2 separate regions of the Homo sapiens genome follow, and region 2 is linked to region 1. A link is an interaction called in ENCODE POLR2A ChIA-PET data of the cell type or tissue named here. Cell type or tissue: A673. All regions are shown on one strand. Links, peaks and the distances in the headings refer to the core of each region. The heading gives the core; the rest is flanking DNA.

Region 1 (11,344 bases), core at 2,003-10,002:
TAGATAAGTTGAAAACCAAGGATTTATAGAAATTCCTTGAGTTTGTTATGAGTTGTTTAAACTGCACACATTATATTCTTCTTTTGTGTCTGCAGTATATTCCATAGGTAGACAGCAAGAAAGAAAAGTCTTGGCTATGATATATGCTGAAGAATGGAAACCAAAAGGAAAGGGAAATATCAAAGGTATAGAAAGACAGGAATAATTGATAGAGTCAAGTTCTGGAAGAGAAGACAAATTATGGAATCTTGAGATGGAGACCCCAAGTAATTCTCATAAGCATAATAAAAGGTTCCTTTGTGGGTCTTATCCAGTTAGTAATAAAAATAGATAAACTGATTGTGGTTTTTAATTTAGATCTACTGAGTGTCAACCTTTTGTATTTTTTGCTCAACTGATTCCCATTTTCCATGAACAGCGTTGTCTCTCCTGCAGACACAGTGTTTCAGTTTTTATTTCTTGGAAATTGTTTGTTGTGTTTCACTTTAAAGTTTTCACCATTTCATCATTTTTATGTCTTTTTTCCATAATACTCTGTTTGTTTATTATATGAACTATTCTTATGGCAAATTGTGATATTTCTCCCATAAAAGCAATTCAGAAATTCATTCTTTTGAGTTTTGTAGTCATAGTAATAAAACCAAAAGCCTTAAGGTTTTTTTTTTTTAAGAAAGGCAGCTATGAAGATACAAAATTTTAAACTCCTGTAAGGCAAAGCCACGATAGTCAACATTAGGGCACAAACAGCAAACAGAAAGAAACTGCATGTCAGACAAAGGTACACTGTCCCTACCATATAAAGAGTTCTTAGAAATCAATGGTTTAAGAAAAATGGAAAAATAGGACATAAACAGGCAATTTACAAAAGAGAAAAACTGAAAAAAGCTCACAAACACACACACACAAACATTAAAGAAGAAATACTAAGTAAATAAGTGAGAGACCACTGTTTTTACCTATCAAATTTACACATTTAAAACAACTGAAAAGACCTACTAATGGCAAAGTATGGAAAAAGTGTGAAGTGGAAGTACAATGGGTACAAACCTTCAGGAAAACAATCTTGCAATACTTAATTTTTAAAAATGCATATAACCATAGACCCAATGAAGGCATTAAATATACAAAATTATTTGACAGGTATACAAAAATATATGTACAAGGATACCTGGTTGCAGCACTGTTTAATACAGTGAAAAAGACAAAAGAAAAGACAAAAAAGTAAAGAAAAAAGAAAGAGAGAAAGGAAGAGAGAGAAAAAGAAAGCAAGAAAAAGAAAGAAGGAAGGAAGGAAGGAAGGAAGGAAAGAGAGAAAGAAAGAAAGAGAAAGAAAGAAAAAGAAAGAAAGAAGCAAGCAAGCAAGCAGGGGGAGGGAGGAAGGAAGAAAGGAAGGGATCTAAATTATCTGTAATAGGGATTAGTCTAATAATTTATGGTCTAGCTGAACAATGGAATACTATGAGGCTAATAAAAATAATAATTTACTGCTGTGAAAAGATGCCTTCCATATAAGAAGTGAAAAGGCAAGATATTAATCAACATGACACCTGAATACAGTGAGGTGGCACTCTGAGGTAAGATGGACCTCCTTGCTAGAAAGACACAGAATTGCTGAATAAACTATAAAAACAAAAAAGGTTAATGCATAGCTGAGCTCTGATGAAGAAAAGAGACATCCCCACTCCCCATTTATTTCCAGAAATGAAGAGGTACCCAAAGTCAGAATGAAAAATTTCAGCTGATGTCAAGGCATCTCATGGAAATTTCAGACCTAGATGTAAGGTCCATCACTTAATGACTAAATTTTGTTTATTTATTTGTTTGTCTGCTTCTGTAACAACTGTGTGGGTTCAGGTGGTGTGATGAAAAGGAACACAAAGCAGGGGGTTGGACTTGGAACCCTAGAATAGAGTCTGTGCCCCGGACAGTCAATTATGTCAAAAAGAGGCAAGAAAACTTCAGTCACTGGCTCAGTGAAACAATAAGGAAGCTTATCTTTGCCTAAAGCTCCAAGTGTGTGGCTAGGCAGAACCCAAGTTAAACTCTCCATGAAGTACAAAAACCTTAGGTCACAAAATTATAGTGAAGAAAACTAATCTTGGACTAATGAAACCCCTCAAAACCCAGCAGAAATAAACATGTCCATTGAAACAACTGTAACTCAGGGCTTACATATGAAAACAGTGCCAGTTAAAGATAAGCTCACAATTAAAAAAAAAAAAAATCATAGGAGCTAAACTGTCACTATGACAGAGTCAGGAGATTCTCCAAACAGTAGGACTCATAACCCCAAGAACTGGAGATAATTAAAAAAATAGGAAAGTGACTAAAAAGAGAGCTGTGGATGTGGTGAACAGGGAACAATTCTACACTGCTGGTGGGAATGTAAACTAGTACAGCCACTATGGAAAGCAGTGTAGGGATTCCTTCAAGAACTAAAAGTAGAACTATCATTTGATCCAGCAATCCCACTAGTGGGTATCTACCCAGAGGAAAAGAAGTCATTATTCGAAAAATATACTTGCACATGCATGTTTACAGCAGCACAATTCACAACTGCAAAATCGTGGAACCAACCCAAATGCCCATCAATCAACGAGTGGATAAAGAAACTGTGGTGTGTGTGTGTGTGTATATATATATATGTATATCTGTACATATACATATATATGTGTGTGTATGTATATATATATGATGGAATACTATGCAGCCATAAAAAGGAATGCATTAACAGCATTTGCGATGACCTGGATGAGATTGGAAACTATTATTCTAAGTGATGTAACTCAGGAATGCAAAACCAAACATTGTATGTTCTCACTGATATGTGGGAGCTAAGCTATGAAGATGCAAAGGCATAAGAATGATACAATGGACTCTGGGGACTTAAGGGGAAGAGTAGGAGGGGGGCGAGGGACAAAACACTACAAATATGGTGCAGTGTATATTGCTTGGGTGGTGGGTGCACCAAAATCTCACAAATCACCACTATAAAGAACTTACTTATGTAATCAAATACCACCTGTACACCAATAACTTATGGAAAAATAAATAATAATAATAATAAATAAATTTGAATATAAATAGGGAATAAATAAAAGAAGAAATAAAAATAGAAAACATAAGTAGAAAATAGTATACTATGAAAAAAGAAATGGTGTTTTTAAACAAAATTTGTCGAATAAAAATATAATAATAAATTAAAAGCTCAATGGCTGGATTGAGCTACAGATGAGTCACTGCTAGGGATAAAAGTGGTGTACAAAGATGCTTCTGAGGAAAACGCCATGAATAAAGAATTAGAAAACACAGTAGCTAAAATCAAAAAGTCCAAATTGGTCTATTAAGAATTCCTGAAGGAATCAGTAGAAAGGATGGGAAACAGGCAATTCAAAGACATAGTGGTTGAAAACTTCCACAGCTGATGGAAAACATGAATTAGCAGGTTGAAGAAATATACTAAGTTCTGAAGAATTTTTTTAAATGCATACTTACTTACAATGAAGTAAAACATTACACAAGAAAAACAGAAAATCTTGAAAACAACCAAAAAAAGGTTAAATACAAAGGAACAATAATGTGAGTAAGTATAGACTTTCTATAAGAAATTGTAGAGTCAGAAGTTAAAGGGAGTGGGAACTTCAGGGTGTTGAGAAAAAGGAACCATTAACAATACCTGCATAACTAGCTAAACTATCATTGAAGTCGGAGAAAAAAATAAATATATTTTCAGACAAACTAAGATTGTGTTTACACTCATGGATCATCAATGAAATAACTACTATGAAATAACTACTAAAGGATAGACTTTAGTAGAAGGAAATTGGACAATGAAAAAAATGAGATATGAGAGGCAATTGGGAACTAAGAAAATGGTAAACTAATCACTAAATAGCAATAAGAATTTACTATAAAAATATTATAATATCATTAGATGGTGACAGTTCTCAGAAGAAGACACACATGAAGTCAACAAATATATACATGAAAAAATGCTCATCATCACTAATCATTACAGAAATTCGAATCAAAACCACAATGAGATACCATCTCACACCAGTCAGAATGGCCATTACTAAAAAGTCTTAAAACAACAGATGTTGGTGAGGTTGTGGAATAAAGGGAACAGTTATACACTACTGGTGGTAGTGTAAATTAGTTCAGCCACTGTGGAAAGCAGCGTGGAGATTCCTCAAATAACTTAGAACTACCATTCAACCCAGCAATCTGAGTATACTGAGTATATTCTACTGAGTGTATACCCAAAGGAAAAGAAATCATTGTATCAAAAAAAAAACCCACATGCACTGGTATGTTCATTACAGCACTATTCACAATAGCAAAGACATGGAATCAACCTAGTTGCCCATCAGTGGTAGACTGGATAAAGAAAATGTGGTACATATACACTGTGGAATACTATGCAGCCATACAAAAATTAAATAATGTCCTTTGCAATAACATGGATGCAGCTGGAGGCCATTAACCTGAGAGAACTACACAGGAATCGAAAACCAACCACATGTTCCTACTTCTAAGCAGGAGCTAAACATTGAATACACATGGACACAAATATGGGAACAACAGGCACCGGGGACTACTTGATGGAGAAGGGTGGGAGGGAAACACGGGTTGGAAAACTACCTATCAGGTACTATATCACTACCTGGGTGATAGAATCATTTGTACACCAAACCTTAGCAACATGGAATTTACCCATGTAACAAACCTACAAATGTACCCCCGAACCTAAAATAAAAGTTGAGAGAGAAAAAAGAAACGTTTATAAAGAAAAATAATTCATGTAAAAATCTAGAGCTACCCACTAAAATAAAAATATTACTATATTTTAAAATAATTATTATTATGAAATTATTATTATTGCAAAGGATATGATTATTATAAAAATGTATACCTTCCAAAGCAACAGAAGGAAAAAAATGAAAACCTATGAAAGGGTAATCAATGCAATAAATAAACATATAAAAAGCCTGGTGAAAAGACAAACAAAATAGGATGGTGGAAATAAATCCAAATGCCTCAGTAATCATAATAAAACCACACATACTAAATTTACCAGATAAAAGCCAGAAATTTTCAGATTGGATTTCAAAAAAAACCACAAATTTAAAACATAAATGACACAAAGTAAAAGAATGGAAAAAGGCAAATACTAGCCAAAAGAAAGCTTGTATAACAACATTAACATATAAAATAGACTCCAAAGAGGGGGAAAAACATTATTAAGGATGAAAAGGATTTTTACATCATGGCAAAATGAACAATTTGCCATTAAAATAAAGTAATCTTAAATCTGTTTATCCAACAACATGAGTTTAAAATATAGAAAGCAAAAATGGACTAAGTTACAAAAAAAACTGATCCTTGTTAATGGAGATACAAATTGGTACAATCACTTTAAATTTCATATTTGCAATTATTAGTTAAGTTTAAAGCTGCCCTTAATCTATGATTTTACTTGAAAATATAAATCTTAGGAAATCTTACATGTGTAAGGAGATATGAGGTCCTCTGCAATATTGTTTGTAATAAGGAAAAACTGAAAATGAATTATTAATAGTTGCCCATCAATAAGGGATGGATGATATAACCATGTAATCTACACAGCAGTTTAAATAATCAGCTAGAGCTACAAGTATTAATCTGATTAAATTCAAAAAATATATTTAATGACAAAATGTGCAAAGAGCATGTGAACTAGGAAATCATTTAAGTAAACTTAAACGTACATAAGACAATGCTATAAATAATTGTAAGTACAAACAGAAAGTAAAAGTATGAAGCAGAGGTGAAGGCTGCACAACATCCTACTGGTTCTGAGGAGGGTGAAACATGGAATGCCGGGGGAAGAAGCCTCCAACAGTACCTTCTGGACTCTCATTTTATTTCTTAAAAAGTATTTTTACAGTATTTTCTAATGACAAAATGTTAAATTTCACCTGGATGATGGGTAGGTGCCTTCTCTCCTCTGTATATTTTTGTATACCTGAAATATTTCACTATTAAATATAAAACCTTAGCATATTAAAAAGTATGAGTGATTTCACTTTTTAAAAATATACAAAGTATAAATGTGTGTGCATATATATACAATATGTGTGTATATATAATGTATATGGTTTTGATATTTTTTAAAGGCTATGCTCAAAATATGGATAGATTACTGCCAACATTTATTTACTTCTTTATATTTTTTCCAAAATATCTGATTTTTTAGAAAGAAAAGTATTATCTTCCTAAAACCAAGCTAATGACAAGAAGAACAAATTCCCTCCTTTCCTCCTGAGATATTTTATTCTTTACAACCTTTATCTCACCAATTGAAAATATTCTTAGTTTAAAAAAAAAAAAAAAACAGACTGGTCAGAATCCAAAATAAGTTCTGAGTCATTTTTTGAGGCTCCAATAAAAATATAAACAAACAAAAATACATAAATAAAAAACTAGTGCAGAAGGTTTTTCTTAAGTTTTTCTAAACCTCTATCATCACTAGCATTTTCAGAGCACCCATTACAGGCAACAACTGCTGGCCCCATGTTCATAAGCATTAGAAATACTAACGTAATAGATAAAAAATCTGAGAGTAGAGAAATTTGTAAAAGCTTTAGTTGATATTTTTAGGCAAAAAGAAAAAATAATTAAACCATACTGGCTTTGCATACAGTTTATAACTAAAGTATGTCTAAGACTGTTCTTTGAAAATGATTCCAACATCAAGTATCCCTTTTCACTATTTTCATATTTACTCCAGAGAGAAAGATGGAGCTGTTTAAATGTTAAGTTTTAGCCACTAAAGGCACTATGACCAACTGGATAGCCAAGCCCTCTTTAGAACTGCCATCACAAAATGATTGTCTTACATGACCACAGTACTATTAGTTCAGTATTTTAAACTGCTGTTAAGCGTAACACTTGCTTTAAATTCAACGACTTTGATCCACCTTGAATTATCTTCTTGGATACATAACGCAATCCCCTCAAGAAAGTGTGTGGGATGATCCTGTTCTGTCATTAACAAATAAAACCTTCTCCATCTGACCTGTGATCTAAAAGCAATTGTTATGAACAGAAATTTCGTTCTTTAACAATTTATTTGTTTAAATCACTTCCTAATATCAGGTTTAATGAAAGCTTTTTTAAAAAAATTACTTAGCTGACTACTTAAGATTCTCAACCATACCCGAAACATTTTCAGGGCTACTTTACCTCAAATTAGTTGTTTCGAATAATCATTCCCTCTGAAGAGACCATTTTTGAGATCTGTTCTTTCTTAGCATGACTTCACAAATCTGCTATTAATGTTTCAGAAAGTTTAATAGAACAGACTGTCCAGGGCAGGCGATTGGAGCTGCTTTTCCACAGCCTCCAAAATTACAGATTGATTTTGACACGGGCTCTTCAACTAAGGGTTCCATCCCACTTGGGAAAGGGAAAAACTACTGAAATGACCTCTTTTCTAGGCAACTCAATCTAGCTAGAAGAATTATAAGCAATCCAACCAGTATGGCTGGATAGCTTGTCAGAATCTTCTGTGTGCGTGTTTCTGAGGGAAATGGGGAGTGGAAATTTTCCCATCCTATATGCAGGAAGGAGCTATGAAGATAGGTATTGAGTAGACCTAATACATATTTCCTGAGTGTCTACTACTTTCAAAACATTGCAATACAGTGAAAATTACACAGGACAAAGAAAGAAGACTAGGATACCGATGGAGGCTCTATCAGGAGGCTCCTGATTGGTCAGCTGGCTGGACTTGAGCAAGCCATGTAACTGTTCCTGGCCTCAATTTCCAGGAGAAATGGGCAATAATCACATGAACTTTCATATCCTTACCCTCGTACAAGTTTAGGATTCTGTGATTCACTGTTCACTAAAGGGCCTTAAGGCTTTTGCAAGAAGGCAAGTAAACCATGCCCACTATCCTCTGTTTACCCTGCACCATACCTTCTATTCCAGAGAGATAGCTTCTAACATCTCATGCATGCCTACTGGAAGCTCCAGAATGTAAACGCAGTCTTCAATTCAGTGCTTTGTATGTACCTTTTGACATCTTAACAAATGCATAAGGGATGCCAAAAAATAAATTAGCAAGGGTTCTGTCAGCCAGACATGAAGAGAAGAGGATAATCTTTGCCAAAAAATGTCCTCCCACATATAAAGAAACTGGTAATTGGAAGTAAGAGGAATCCCCCACCTCCCCAGAGCAGACTGTGCAGAGGCGGGTGCCCCTGCCAATATTCGAGCCTCTGCCAAAAGCAGAAGCAGCGTGGGGAGAGAAGAAAGCTCTGCCACCCCTGCCACTCTGAGTATTTACGGGGATGCATTCCAGCTCCCAACAGAAACCTGCTGGCAGAGGTAAGTATTCCCTTCTGTGGGTGCGAAAGGGAATTTCAATATGACAGTTGTGAAACAGCAAAAATCACATCAAGCCTTGATAAAGGTTCTTTTTTGCATAGCAGTTCAGCATTTCTCTTTAAGCAGTCTCAGGCTTACAGACTCTAGGCTGGGTTCAGGAGAAGGATGTTGGCTCCCTCAATATAGAACAATCAAGATCCAAATCTGATGTTGGTATAAGGTTTGGAGAAATGGACAAATACTGACTTCAAACCCTAACAATGAAATCCCAAGTACAGTATATTGAATCACTAAATACAACTAGGGATGTGATTTGTTGCTATTTCAACTCAACAGCAGTGTAAAATAATGGGAACAGAAACTCATTCATCATTCCAATCAAAGAGGCATATGTGATATTCAATCTGTAGGATCAAGACAGGAAGAAAACTCTTTACTCAAAGGGTGGGATGAGATTCCAATAAATAAACCATGGTTAGAGATGTTTCAAATGTAATTTTAAAGATGATGTATTTGGACAATGCAGCAATTGTTTCCTGGATCAGGATTTCTTCTTTTCAGACATCATGGCATAAAATGGTTAGTGATGTTACTAAATGGTGTTTTGGTCATCTCTACAGTGCTGAGAAAACTGTACACCATTTCCCGTTTTACATGATGGGCCTGGAAAATAATCTTGAAAAAAGGACTCTTCAGACTATTGTTTTTAGCAGCAAACTAATTTACAAATTATGCTTACACAGAAAATGACAAAACACTATCACCATTGGCGGCTGAAGCAACGTGATCCCAACCCATTCGGACCCCATGAACATGATCTTTGCTCAGGCTCGCATGTGAAGCCGTGTTGACACTGGAGGACTTAAAACTGATGTAACACGTCTGCCCATTGCACACCCACCTCTGATATTTTAACTGGTCATTTCTGGCCCACAGGCAATGATGTGACAACATTTGTTGAAAAATTACTTCATTTTCTATTGCCATAACACTAGGTATATATTTTTAAATAGCACTCTATTGTCAGAATTAATTTTTTTTCTCTTCTGGTATTTCTCCCTTACAAGATCAAATTCCTTAAAATTAGGGACAATTAAAGAAGACAGCATGACTTAATACCCAGATCCCTTGGTCTTCCTCTCTCTACTACCTACTGCCGATTAACTTACTCAGCTAGGACCTCTGATAAGATCCCAGCTTTTAGCTTCTCTTTGGGTATCTACTGATCTCTCGCTTCTATCCAACAGAGATGCCTGCATGGTTTCTTCATTCACAATTTGGCTGGTTAATTCCATCAATGAATTCTTAAACAGTTTTGCTCCCATGATTTTGTAAGTCTATACTGTCTGATTCAATCTTATGGAATCCTAGCTGTATTGAACTACAAATAGTTATTAAACACCTACTACATGTCAAGAAATGTGCTACTCACTGTAAAAACCAAAATAAATGAGGAATCAAAATGAATGAGATGTCAAAAACTCACAATTTAGTGGGGGAAATAAATCAAGAAACACAAGTTATGCATCGTAAGTGCTAGAAAGTACATGTGCACAAAGTGCTATTGTGGTAAGAAGACAGGCACAAAGTATAGCAGTGATCTCAGGGAAGGGTGGTTAGGTGTTGCTTGTAAGATGAAGAAATGCTTGAGCTGTATCTTAAAAATGAGTACATGTTAGCTCAACAAAGAAAAGAGAAGAAAAAGAGGAGGGAACAGCTAACACAAAGGCATAGAAGCATGTTGGGATTTGAGTTACTAGGCGATGGGAGACACTAAAAAATATATCTCTGTACAGGCATCAAGAAAATGGACAGATAGGCTGACAGTGAAACCGGAGGCGGAAAGGCTTAAAAGGCTACTGCTGTAATGATTTGGGTAAAAAAGGATCAAGGCCTGCACTGAAGCTATTGCACTGGAAATGAAATGGGCAAGAATGAACTGTGCATACTGCACTGAAATGGGAGGCAGGATAAAGAAAATGTAGAAACTTGATGGGTGGGAACAGGGAAATAGTGAGGGCAAAAGTAAGAAACAGCTCTCAAGTATTTGGTTGAAGCTTGTTTTGAGATAATAACATCTACTTTTATTCAACAGGCTATGCATTGTTTTCTAGGTGATTTATATGCATTACCTCATTAAGTAACTTACATGCATCACCTAATTTGATCTTCACAATAACACTGGAAGATCAGTATCAATTTGACAGATAAGGAAAATGAGATAGAGGGTAGGTAATCTGTACAAGGTCACTGGGTTATTAAATAGCAAAGCAAGATTCTCACTCCAGAACCCCTACACCATTCCCTGGGATAAAGAATCTTGGCCGTGTGTGGTGGCTCACGCCTGTAATCCCAGCACTTTGGGAGGCCAAGGCAGGAGGATCACGAGGTCAGGAGATCGAGACCATCCTGGCTAACGCGGTGAAACTTTGTCTCTACTAAAAAATACAAAAAATTAGCCGGGCATGGTGGCGGGCACCCGTTATCCCAGCTACTCGGGAGGCTGAGGCAGGAGAATGGTGTTAACCCAGGAGGTGGAGCTTGCAGTGAGCCGAGATCGTGCCACTGCACTCTAGCCTGGGCGACAGAGCGAGACTCTGTCTCAAAAAAAAAAAAAAAAAAAAAAAAAAAAAGGAATCTTGAAGGTTTAAAAGAAGTGAAATAAGATGGTGAGTTTAGTTTTATGCATACTGGGTCTCTGTTTCTGGACCTTGTGAAATATACAAGAGGAGACCTCTAGTAATACTATGAGCTAACAGGTAGGTTCTAAGCTAGAGATAATATATTTGGGGATATTCCGGTTATTTGTTGGAGCCTGGGTATGGGAATTGCTACAGAGTTTAAGAGAGAGCGGGAGAGAGAGAGAAAGATGCCTTTAATTTCTGCCTGGTCCTTAAAGCCTAACATCTCAGGTATCCTATCCCAGATTTCCCTCTTCTTTGAGTGAACACATTGTCTAATTATATCA
Region 2 (11,344 bases), core at 1,013-9,012, 100 kb before region 1:
CTGTCTCTCTCTGTCTCTCTGTCTCTATTTCTCCCCGCACCCCCCCGCCCCCATCTTGGTTTGCACCACTGTAACAAAATACCACCAGTTAGGTGGCTTAAACAACAGACATTTATTTCTCATAATTCTGGAAGCTAAACATCTAAAATCAAGGAGCTGGCCAATCTGATTCCATGAGGAAACTTCCTGGTTTGCAGACAGCCACCTGCAAAGATGTTGCACAAAGATGTTGCAGTGCTAACATCTTTGTGTATTTCTTGGATCTCTGCTTATTTCCTTAGGAAAAATTCCTGTAAGTGAATTACTGGGCCAAAAATGGTGATCATTTTTAAGTATGATACTTTCTCAGAAAGATTGGACCCCCATCAATTTTCATGGCCAAATTTCACGAGGCATTTATGCTGTCATCGGTAGCTTGCCTGACCCTACCTTTCCCCAAATGAAGAACTGACCACATTTTTATACTTGCCTTTTTTTTATCAGTGTGGAAAAATCATGGTTATCAATTTTCGTTTGCATTTTTAAAAATTTTTAGTGGGTTTGAATGTTTTTCTTAGTCATTCTTCCTTATGTAAATTGCCTGTTTGTATCCTTGGGTTATTTTCTAGTTGGGATCTTAGTGTTTATCTTGGAACTCCTTGTATAATAATGATATTAGCCCACGTCATTTTGTAGCACATTCTCACTCCTCCCACACACTTGTTTTTGCCTTTTTGGTTTGTGATAGTTTTTGACATTGAAGTTGTTTAGTTCTAAATAGATAAATATATTGATGTTCTCTTTGTGAATGTTATAAATTTTTATTTTTTATCTTTATTTTAATGGGGTATCAATCACTACAAGCATTTATTCTTTGTATTACAAACAATCCAATTGTACTCTTTTAGTTATTTTAAAATGTACAATTAAATTATTATTGACTATAGTCACCCTGTTGTGCTATCAAATACTAGATCTTATTCATTCTTTATACCTTTGGTTAGAAAAATTAACCATCTCTACTCCCACCTACCCCCCACCCCAGCCCTCCTCCCTACTACCCTTCACAGACTCTGGTAACCATCCGTCTACTCTCTATCTCATGAGTTCAATTGTTTTAATTTTTAGCTCCCACAGATAAGTGAGAACATGAGAAGTTTGTCTTTCTGTGCCTGGCTTATTTCACTTAACATAATGACCTGCTGTTCCATCCATGTTGTAAATGAAAGGATCTCATTTTTTTATGGCTGAATATTACTCCACCACTGTGTATATATACCACATTTTCTTTATCCGTTTGTCTGTTGATGGACACTTAGGTTGTTTCCAAATCTTGCCTATTGTGAACAGTGCTGCAACAAACATGAGAGTGCAGGTATCTCTTCAATTTATTCTAATTTCTTTTATTTTGGTTATGTACCTCACAGTGGGATTGCTGGATCATATGGTAGCTCTATTTTTAGTTTTTTGAGGAACCTCCCTGCTGTTCTCCATAGTGATTGTACATTCACACCACTACAACCCACTAACAAGGGTTCCCTTTCCTCCACGTCGTCGCCAGAATTTGTTATTGCCTATCTTTTGGATAAAAGCCATTTTAACTGGGGTGAGGTGATATCTCATTGTAGTTTTGATTTCCATTTCTCTGATGATCAGTGATGTTGAGCACATTTTCATATGTCTGTCTGCCATTTGTATATCTTCTTTTAAGAAATATCTATTTGGATCTTTTGCCCATTTAAAAAATCAGATTGGGCCGGGCGCGGTGGCTCACGCCTGTAATCCCAGCACTTTGGGAGGCCGAGGCGGGCGGATCACGAGGTCAGGAGATCGAGACCATGCCGGCTAAAACGGTGAAACCCCGTCTCTACTAAAAATACAAAAAATTAGCCGGGCGTAGTGGCGGACGCCTGTAGTCCCAGCTACTTGGGAGGCTGAGGCAGGAGAATGGCGTGAACCCGGGAGGCGGAGCTTGCAGTGAGCCGAGATCCCGCCACTGCACTCCAGCCGGGGCGACAGAGCGAGACTCCGTCTCAAAAAAAAAAAAAAAAAAATCAGATTGTTAGATTTTTTTCCTATAGAGTTGTTTGAGCTTCTTATATATATATATTCTGGTTATTAATCCCTTGTCAGACAGGTAGTTTGCAAATATTTTCTCCCCTTCTGTGGGTTGTCTCTTTGTTGATTGTTTCCTTTGCTGTGCTGAAGCTTTTTAACTTGATATGATCCCATTTGTCCATATTTGCTTTGGTTGCCTTTGCCTGTGGGGTATTACTCAATAAATCTTTGCCCAGTTCAATGTCCTGGAGCATTTCCCCAATGTGTTCTTGAAGTAGTTTCATAGTTTGAAGTCTTAGATTTAAGTCTTTACCCATTTTGATTTGATTTTTGTATATGGCAAGAGACAGGAGTCTAGTTTCATTCTTCTGCATATGGATATCCAGTTTTCCCAGCATCGTTTACTGAAGAGAGTTTCTTTTCCTCAGTCCTGGACATCCTTGTCAAAAATGAGTTCGGTAGGTGTGTGGATTTGTTTCTGGGTTCTCTATTCTGTTGCATTGGTCAGTGTGTCTGTTTTTATGTCAGTCCCATGCTATTTTGGTTACTACAGCTCTGTAGTATACTTTGAAGTCAAGTAATATGATTCCTCCAGTTTTGTTCTTCTGCTCAGAAAAATTTTGGCTATTCTGGGTCTTTTGAGATTTCATATAAATTTTAGGATTTTTTTCTATTTTTGTGGAGAATATCATTGCTATTTTGATAGAGATTGTACTGAATCTATAGATTGCTTTGGGTAGTTGGACATTTTAACAATATTGATTCTTCCAATCCATAAACATGAAATATCTTTCTGTTTTTTTGGTGTCCTCCTCAAAGTCTTTCATCAGTGTTTTACAGTTTTCATTGTAGAGATCTTTTACTTCTTTGGTTAATTCCTAAGTATTTAACTGTATTTGTGGCTATTATAAATGGGATTATTTTCTCAATTTCTTTTTCAGATTTTTCACTCTTGGCATATAGAAATGCTAGATTTCTGTATGTTGATTTTGTATCCTGCAACTTCACTGAATTTGTTTTTTGGTTCTTATAGATTTTTGGTGGAGTCTTTAGGGTTTTCCAAATATAACATCATATCATCTGCAAACAAGGATAATTTGTAGTTATAAATGTTTTAAACCATCTATTTTATTTTACTATTTAAATCTTTTCCATTGTATTTATCATATTCAATTGATTTGAGATGTTTAATTTTGATTCTGTCACAGAGCCTCTTGCTAGCTTTCCTAGGGTTGCATCACAGTCATATGAGCTAAACATGCCTCTGTCATCATCCAAGTAAAACACTTCACAAGGCAAAACCACCTGGCATAACATCAGAAACCTCCTTTCAGTTTGACATGAGTCCATTTATCAATATTTTTTGGACAAGTTCTTTTAATTCTCTAAAAATTCCTTTGCTTTATGCACTTCTGTGATTATAATAGCCTTAATTAAATATTCATTGCTGTGTAAGTATTTATTGAGCCAGAGACTGTGCCAAAATGAAAGCACTTTCTAAGTAATGAGTTCCCTCAAATGCCAATCTCAAAATTCTTACACAGTTGTTAAGTATTGGGGGTAATTTATGCAAAATATTATGGCTTCCCTTTGAAAAAAGATATTTTCTGATTATAAATATGAATATTAATTATTATTATTTGTACTATAAATATGTGCAAAATATAGAGAAATGTGTAGAAACTTGATTATCCCACTACATAGAGGGTGAACAAAAACTGGTAATATTTTGCTATATTTTCAGGCTTTTATACATGTGTTATATATATGTTAAAATAATGTTTATTTTTCTTTGATTATGATAGACGTGCTCTTTGTAGAAAATACTATAAAGTATAAAGAAAAAATCATTCTTATTTTGGTCCTTAAAGTTTTATTCCTGCTTTTATTTATTAACTTGACATTGTAGTATGTGCATTCAAGTATTCAAGTGCTTTTGTACATTAAGAAGAAAATTCTTTCAGTATCACATTGGCATCTGCTATACTTAATAACTTCTCTATTGCTAAATGTTTAGATTCTTCCAAATTTTCATTATTTTAAACAATGTGAAATGAGTATCTTTGAACCTACAGCATTTTCTTAGTTTGTTTTTCAATTCACATTATTTCCTTAATGCAGATTCCTAGAAATGGATTGCTGGTATTGTATCTATTGCCAAATTACTTTTCAGAAAGGTCATATTATTTTAAATCCCTACAAATGTTCCTTTCTATGAGTGTATAAAATATCATTACCCTGCATTTTTTAGAATGTACATTTCTTGGTAAGTAGGGATATTTGCCCATCTTTAGGCCTCTCTGCTGTGTTCTTAAAAGATTTGACAACATTCAAGGAATTATAGCTATTAGTTGTTTCATTTCACCAGAGTCTGAAGACTTCCATTGTTGAGTCCATTGCTTTTAAAATATGAATTACCTGGGGAGCTTGTTAAACTGCAGATCCTAATTCAGGAGTCTAGGGTGGGCCCTGGAATTCTGTGTTTCTAAAAACTTCCAGGCTATGGGCCTGTGGCATGGTCTCCAGATACAGAAACGTATTCAGGTGCTCCACTACTTTCTTATTAAATCTTGGGCTCCACTTCCTTCCTGCCTATGTTTATCTTATTTTTTACAGTTTGAAAATTTTCTCCTTGATAGAGAAGACCTAAGAAAAAAAAGAAAAAGAAAACGCTGAGAAATGCCACTGATTGCTATATGTTAAAATTATACCACAAAACCCCAAAAAAGTGACCTTCTCCTTTCCTTTCCATGGTTTGAAATACTTTTTAATCCTTAGTATGAGTAGACCTCAGCACATTTTAGGATCGAATCTTACTAACGTAATTCTCATTTGTCCTTCTTTTGCTCTTATCCTGCCTTTGTCCCTCCTTTTGCCATTCATCAGTATACTTAAAAATTCTGGATGCATCAGCCACAGTGAGCAGTCAAATAACTTTTTTTTTTTTTTTTTTTTTTGAGACAGAGTCTCATGCTGTCGCCCAGGCTGGAGTGCAGTGGCGTAACCTCAGCTCACTGCAACCTCCATCTCCCAGGTTCAAGTGATTCTTCTGCCTCAGCCTCCTGAGTAGCTGGGATTACAGGCACCGACCACCGTGCCCAGCTAATTTTTATATTTTTAGTAGAGACAGGTTTTTGTCACGTTGGCCAGGCTGATCTCGAAGTCCTGACCTCAAGCGATCCACCCGCCTCAGCCTCCCAGAGTGTTGAGATTACAGGCATGAGCCACTGTGCCCAGTCCACAATGACTCTTTAAATGCCCTCACATATTCTTCCTCATTGTGATAATTGCATCATCAGAATATAGCTTTGAAGACACCCCCACCCTTGCCCCATAAACCTCTTGAGCCATCTTCTCTTTTTCTCTCTCACCTTCTAGTTATATTGAGCTTTTTGAAATCTACTTTACAAAGTCTGGCAAAATACATGATTTTATACCCAGACTCCCTTCCTTAACTATTATGACCCCTAAGATGGCATAGTCAACTACTCCCAAGATCACTGTCACTTGCATAACCTGAAACAGTTCTTCACTAATGAGATTGGTCAAAATTGAGATGAAACATTGAATGTGAAGGAGCTTGCTTTGCAAAATGTGAAGCACTTAATGCATTATATTGTATCCTGCTGAGGAGTGAGTCATTCCTCTTGTTCCTTCCTCAGTCTTGAAATTCTCAGCAAAGCAAGTAAAAATCTATCAGTCTGTTTTTATTAATACCAGACTGAGTCTTTCAGATGGCGAATACTTGAAATCCCTCCTGTGTTTCATTTTGCATGCACTTCAAATCTGTGGTCTGGACTGGGAAGGCATACATTTTTGCTGTAATAGCACTGCTATGGCTGGGCGCGGTGGCTCATGCCTATAATCCTAGCACTTTAGGAGGCCGAGGCAGGCGGATCACGAGGTCAGGAGTTTGAAACCAGTTTGGCTAGTGAAACCCTGCCTCTACTAAAAATACAAAAAATTAGCCAGGCGTGGTAGCGGGCACCTGTAATCCCAGCTACTTGGGAGGCTGAGGCAGGAGAATTGCTTGAACCCAGGAGGCGGAGATTGCAGTGAGCCAAGATCATGCCATTGCACTCCAGCCCAGGTGACAGTGCGAGATTCCGTCTCAAAAAAAAAAAAAAAAAAAAAAAAAAACACCACTGCTACTTCTATTTCTCTTTCTTCTAAATATTCTTCTTTTATTCTTTAATTACAATTTTGTATTTCATATATCATATGCATTTGACATATATAATTTCCAAGTATATTTTAATAGCTGTATTCCATACGGTGGATGTTCTGTGTAATTTACTTAAACATTTCCCTATGGTAGTAAACCTGGCCTTTTCAAATTTTTTAAATAAACAGTGATTACATTATTATTTATATAGCTTTCTTGTATCTCAGATTTTATTTCCTTAATATAGATTTCTAGGTTTGGTTCTTGATAAATAAGCTGCTACTGTATTTTAAGGATTAAGACAAAACATGCCTCTGACCCAGAAATCATAACATATTCTCTAAGATGAATTTTAGTACTGTAAAACTGTCAGATTAAATTATGTGTACATTTGAAAATGGAATGCGTGTTATATATTGCTCTCTAAACAATTCTCAATCTGTTTTTCAAAAGAAATAATTAATAATGCCTTAAAAATGTATGCAAGTTAGGGAGAAACTGTCATCAATGTTTGATATTACAAGCTGAATATATTCTTTCTAATTTAATAGTCACAAAAATGGCAGCTTGGTTTAATTTTCATATACCTGACTGCCAGCTAGGTTGTATATGTTTCAAAATTTGTTTCTAATTATATTTCTTAATTTGTGAATTACCTCTGTCCTCTGCTTACTTGTCTTTCTTATCAAATCCCAGAAAAATAATGGAAAAGACATAATTAATAAATAAGTATAACTCTTCATGCATTTGTTTTAAGTTCATCGATTTCTAACCTCATGCTTTTATGTATCTGCACCTAAGAAAAAAGACATGACTATTTTTTACATAGAGTACTAAATGGTTATTCTTTTATCAGGTCTGTTTCTTTAGAGAATCTTATAAAATTATCTTGTCATATTTGTAGTATGAACACTATCCAACAGGTGCATATTCCTTTGGACTTATATTTCAGTGTTGGTGTTTCTCGTTCACTTCATTATTCACACAGAGTGGCTGCTTATAGACTGTGCTTATGGACTATTCCTATAAACATTAGAAAATACCTCAAAGAACTGAGTCAAGAGCTGGAGAGACAATCTAAGGATATCGATATGCAAATTATATTAAATTAAGTCACATATCAGGATTTTCAAAAAGAAGTCTAAAAAATAGATAGATACACAAGAGTAGCATTTGGGTTTATGAGAAAGCCACAGCAATCAACCTGCTTTTAGAAACTAAGTCAATTTCTATTAAAGCGTCAAGAAAACCATTATGTGTTTGAATTATTCATTTCATGTAAATTATCTGTATTATGCTCAATTTATAAAGAGTTAGCATAGAGTTTTATATGAATTGCTATGCAAGTCTGGCAACACTGAGATTTTATATACATCAAGCGTCTCATGAAATGTAAATGTCAAACTGATGGCAAAATTTATCTTGCTTATTTCAAATACAATAGCAATAAAGTTTTAGTCATTAAGGGGATTTAAGTGCCAATCTAAACTTGGTCTTTGAACCTCCACGGATAGCTTTGAAGTCAAAGGAGCCTAGATTTCGGTATCTTTGCTGAGTGTTGAAGATTCCCCTCTCAGTCTCTTGGTAAATGGCACTCTCACATTGTTGTCCAAGGATGGTTGGTGGTGGGGTGACTAAACAGACCAGAATAGCTGGTTAATATCTCAGATTGCAAATTCATAACATTTATTATCTGTGTATAGAATAGAAAAAAACGGAGTGTTATGGGGGCTGGGTCTGCATAGACACAGTCTTAGGTCACATCTCTAATAGTAAATTGAAGGGATTGGAAGGTGAAAAACACTAATATCCTCCTGAAATAATACAAAATCCAAGCCATGTTTCTTATAGGAGGTGATTTTAACCCTCTTTCCAGAGAATATATGGCAATGTCCAGAGGCATTTTTGATTGTCCTAACTTGGGAGGAGACGGGGTGCTACTGGCATCTGAGGCTAGGGATGCTGCTAGCCATTCTACAATCACCAAAACAAAGTATTATCTGGCTTAAAATGCCAATAGTGCTATGATTGAGAAACCCTGAATTGAAGACGTATTTTTTAAAAACTGGGAATATGTACAATCTGTCTTGATTCTCTTGTTTTTATTGATTTGTCATAGGGATAAAACCAATAGGGGAAATATGATTGCTTCTTAGCAAATCTGTTTTACTTTTTTATTAATCCCTAAGATGTAGAACCCATATCCTAGAAAAATAGGTTCAGTTTCTGACCCTGCCAATTCTTTAAGTGAATGATGCTTATCTTGTGTTGTGGCAGTCAAACTAATCAGGTAAAAATGAATTTGCATAGAATAATAATAAAACATTAAGATTGCCTCAATACCATACAGGACAAAATGGGATTTGGCCATTATGTAGTTAATGTGATTAATATGAATAACAAACAAGATGCTTCAGGGCCCCAGTGGAACATTTGTCCTGAATTATCTGGGTTGACTGTCCACTCTTCTTATGGGAAGTGAAAGAGAGCCAGATCTCTCCATGCAGCCCATTTACATGAACAGTAGCAGAGGACACAGTATATTAGGGTATAAACAGGAGAGACTAGGGGTGTTATCGTTCTTAGCTAAGAGTGTAACTTCAAATAAGAAAACTAAAAATGAAGAGAGAAACGTGACAGAATACTCCATTTATCGTTTTTGTGTGCTTATAGAAGATATTCTGCAAAATTTGCAGTTCATTTTCTCAAATTCTTCTCCTGCACAGTTTCAGCACAATTCCTTCTAAAATATGGAACAGGCGTGAAATACGTGAGGAGTTCATAAGTACAGTGTCTTTCTGCCGCTGCCCCTAACTACCCGTCGTCAAGGATGGGCTTCTTTTCATTGTTGCTTTCATTTTTTCTAAATGTTTATCAACATCAGTTAATAGTAATGTATTAGTTGTGGGTAGGATAAATGAAATATCTTGTAAGCTTGGCAGATAGTTATAAATAATTTTGATGACACATTAATTGCATGGATATTTTATACTTTACAACATATTTTAGTATTTTAAAAAGGAGTGCCCCTAGGTAATACCCATAAGTGTTAGAAAACCCAGTTACACAGAAAGTTATAATAACTATATTATAATCAGAAAGTATATTTTACGTATTAGTATTTTAAGTATATTACAGTTAATTAAAAATTAAATTTAAAAATTGGACATACTATTTTTAGCAAGTTATGATATAAGATGGATTGTCCTCTCTTTTATTTGGTAGGTATTTTTCTTCTGTTTAGTAAGATCCATTCACCAATTCCCATTTAGCCTGAGCTAAATACATAACTCAACTATGCTATCTTACTGGGAAGGGCAACAGTCGACATTTTCTTTTTGCCTGCATTAAATACAAATGCAGGTGAAATATAAATTCAAATGCAGGTGAAAGGAAATGCCTACTGTTGCCAGTGCTTCTGGTCAAGATAGCATAGTTGAAATACATAGGAATAAAAAGGAAATCTCCTTATTTTATGGTATTAAATACAAACGCAGGTGAAAAGGAAATGTCTGTTGTTGTGCTTCCCAGTCAAGATAACATAGTTGAGTTATGCATTTAGCTTAGGCTTCGAACTGATAGCAGTGACAGAAAAAATAGAAAAATTGAAATCCAAAAATATATGTCCAGGCTCAAAAAAATAAGATAAAACATCTTCATGAACAAAAACTACACCAAAATGAACATAGGGCTGAAGCCACTGGTATTCTAAGATCTGGTACCAGAAGCAAGCAGTGGTGTCTAGATGTCTCATTTCTGCCAGTAAAGGGAGCCAGAGTTTCATATAAATATTTTAAAATTGATGATTTTTATAAATGTAAATCTTTTAAATATATATATATATAAATATATGTATAAATTTAAATTATATTTCTATAGTTGAGATATATAAGTGAGGGATTGGAAACAGGTTTGCTGTGTGAAGCCATGGGCTTAGGTACCTGGCAGAAGACCTGCACTATAGGAAATACTATTTTAATTTTATTTTTGTATTGATTAGAATGGGATTATGAGTGATTTTTTTTTTTTTTTTTTTTGAGACAAGGTCTTGCTCGGTCACCCAGGCTAGAGTGCAGTGGTGCAATCATGGCTCACTGCAGCCTTGACCTCCTGGGCTCAAGTGATCCTCCAACCTCAGCCTCCCACGTAGCTGAGACTACAGGTGTGTGCCATCATGCCCAGCTAATTTTTATGCTTTTTGTAGAGATAGGTTTCACCACATTGTCCAGGCTGATCTCAAACTCCTGGGTTCAAGCAATGAATCCACCTCAGCCTCCCAACGTTCTGGGATTACAGGCGTGAGCCATCATGCCTGGCCTACAAGAAATATTAAAGGAAGTTCTTCAGGTAGAAAAAAAATGATCCAGATGGAAGCTAAGATCTATACAATGAAGAGCAACACAAACGGTAAATATGTGGGTAAATGTCCTAGACAGTTTTATTTTTACTTTAAAAATATAAAGTGTGTTCAACTCAAGAGTGTGTTCAACAAGGTCACAGGGCACATGGTAAATATACAAAACATCTGCATTTCTGTGTACTAACAACAAAAGAAAATTTAAAATTTAAAAATGCCTTTGAATAGCATTAAAAATGAAATAATTAGAAATAAATTTAATAAAATATGTGTAAGACTTCTACAATAAAAATGATAGCATATCAATAATAAAAATTAGGTAAGACCTAAATTAATTGAGATATATCATGTTCATGGATTAAATAATTCAGTATAGCTAAGATGTCAATTCTCTTCAAAGAGATCTATATATTCAACACAATCTCAACCAAAATGAATAGCTTTTTTTGGTAGAAACTAGAAAGCAATTTAAAAATTTTTACGAATAAGCCAAAGACATAGAATAGCCAAAGCCATTTTGGAAATGAAGAACAAAGTTGTGGGACTCACACTCTCTGATTTCAAGATTTACCATAAGCTGTGATAATTGAGACAATGTGGTATTGTTGGAAAGACAGATCAGTTGAATGGAAAACTGCAACCAGAAAAAAGCCACACATATATAGTAATTGATTTTGCACAAAAGTGCCAAGGTAACTCAATGGGGAAAAGATAGTTTTTCAGCAAATGGTGCCAATGTCATTTGATATGTATGTATATGGAAATAAATTATAAATCATGTGCAA

Evidence for each region. ChIA-PET counts read pairs that join two places held together with the same protein. Peaks named below come from ENCODE experiments on the same cell type or tissue, not always from the same donor. Only the 100,000 strongest peaks of a DNase experiment are listed, where the experiment ranks them.
Region 2: POLR2A ChIA-PET joins it to region 1 with 11 read pairs; 2 of 35 experiments call an interaction of 5 or more read pairs at or near these places.

Annotation. Positions count from the first base shown.
Region 1 is chr6:130,391,397-130,402,740 of GRCh38, reverse strand. All of the region lies in intron 2 of TMEM200A (transmembrane protein 200A), which reads right to left. Among named protein-coding and RNA genes, the nearest start is that of TMEM200A, 31 kb to the right of the region's middle. In A673, for the core only: no CTCF peak of the experiment used is centred there; no DNase peak of the experiment used is centred there.
Region 2 is chr6:130,495,312-130,506,655 of GRCh38, reverse strand. No RefSeq gene overlaps it. Among named protein-coding and RNA genes, the nearest start is that of TMEM200A, 130 kb to the right of the region's middle. In A673, for the core only: no CTCF peak of the experiment used is centred there; a DNase peak (open chromatin) is centred at 5,695; H3K27ac peaks cover 763 bases.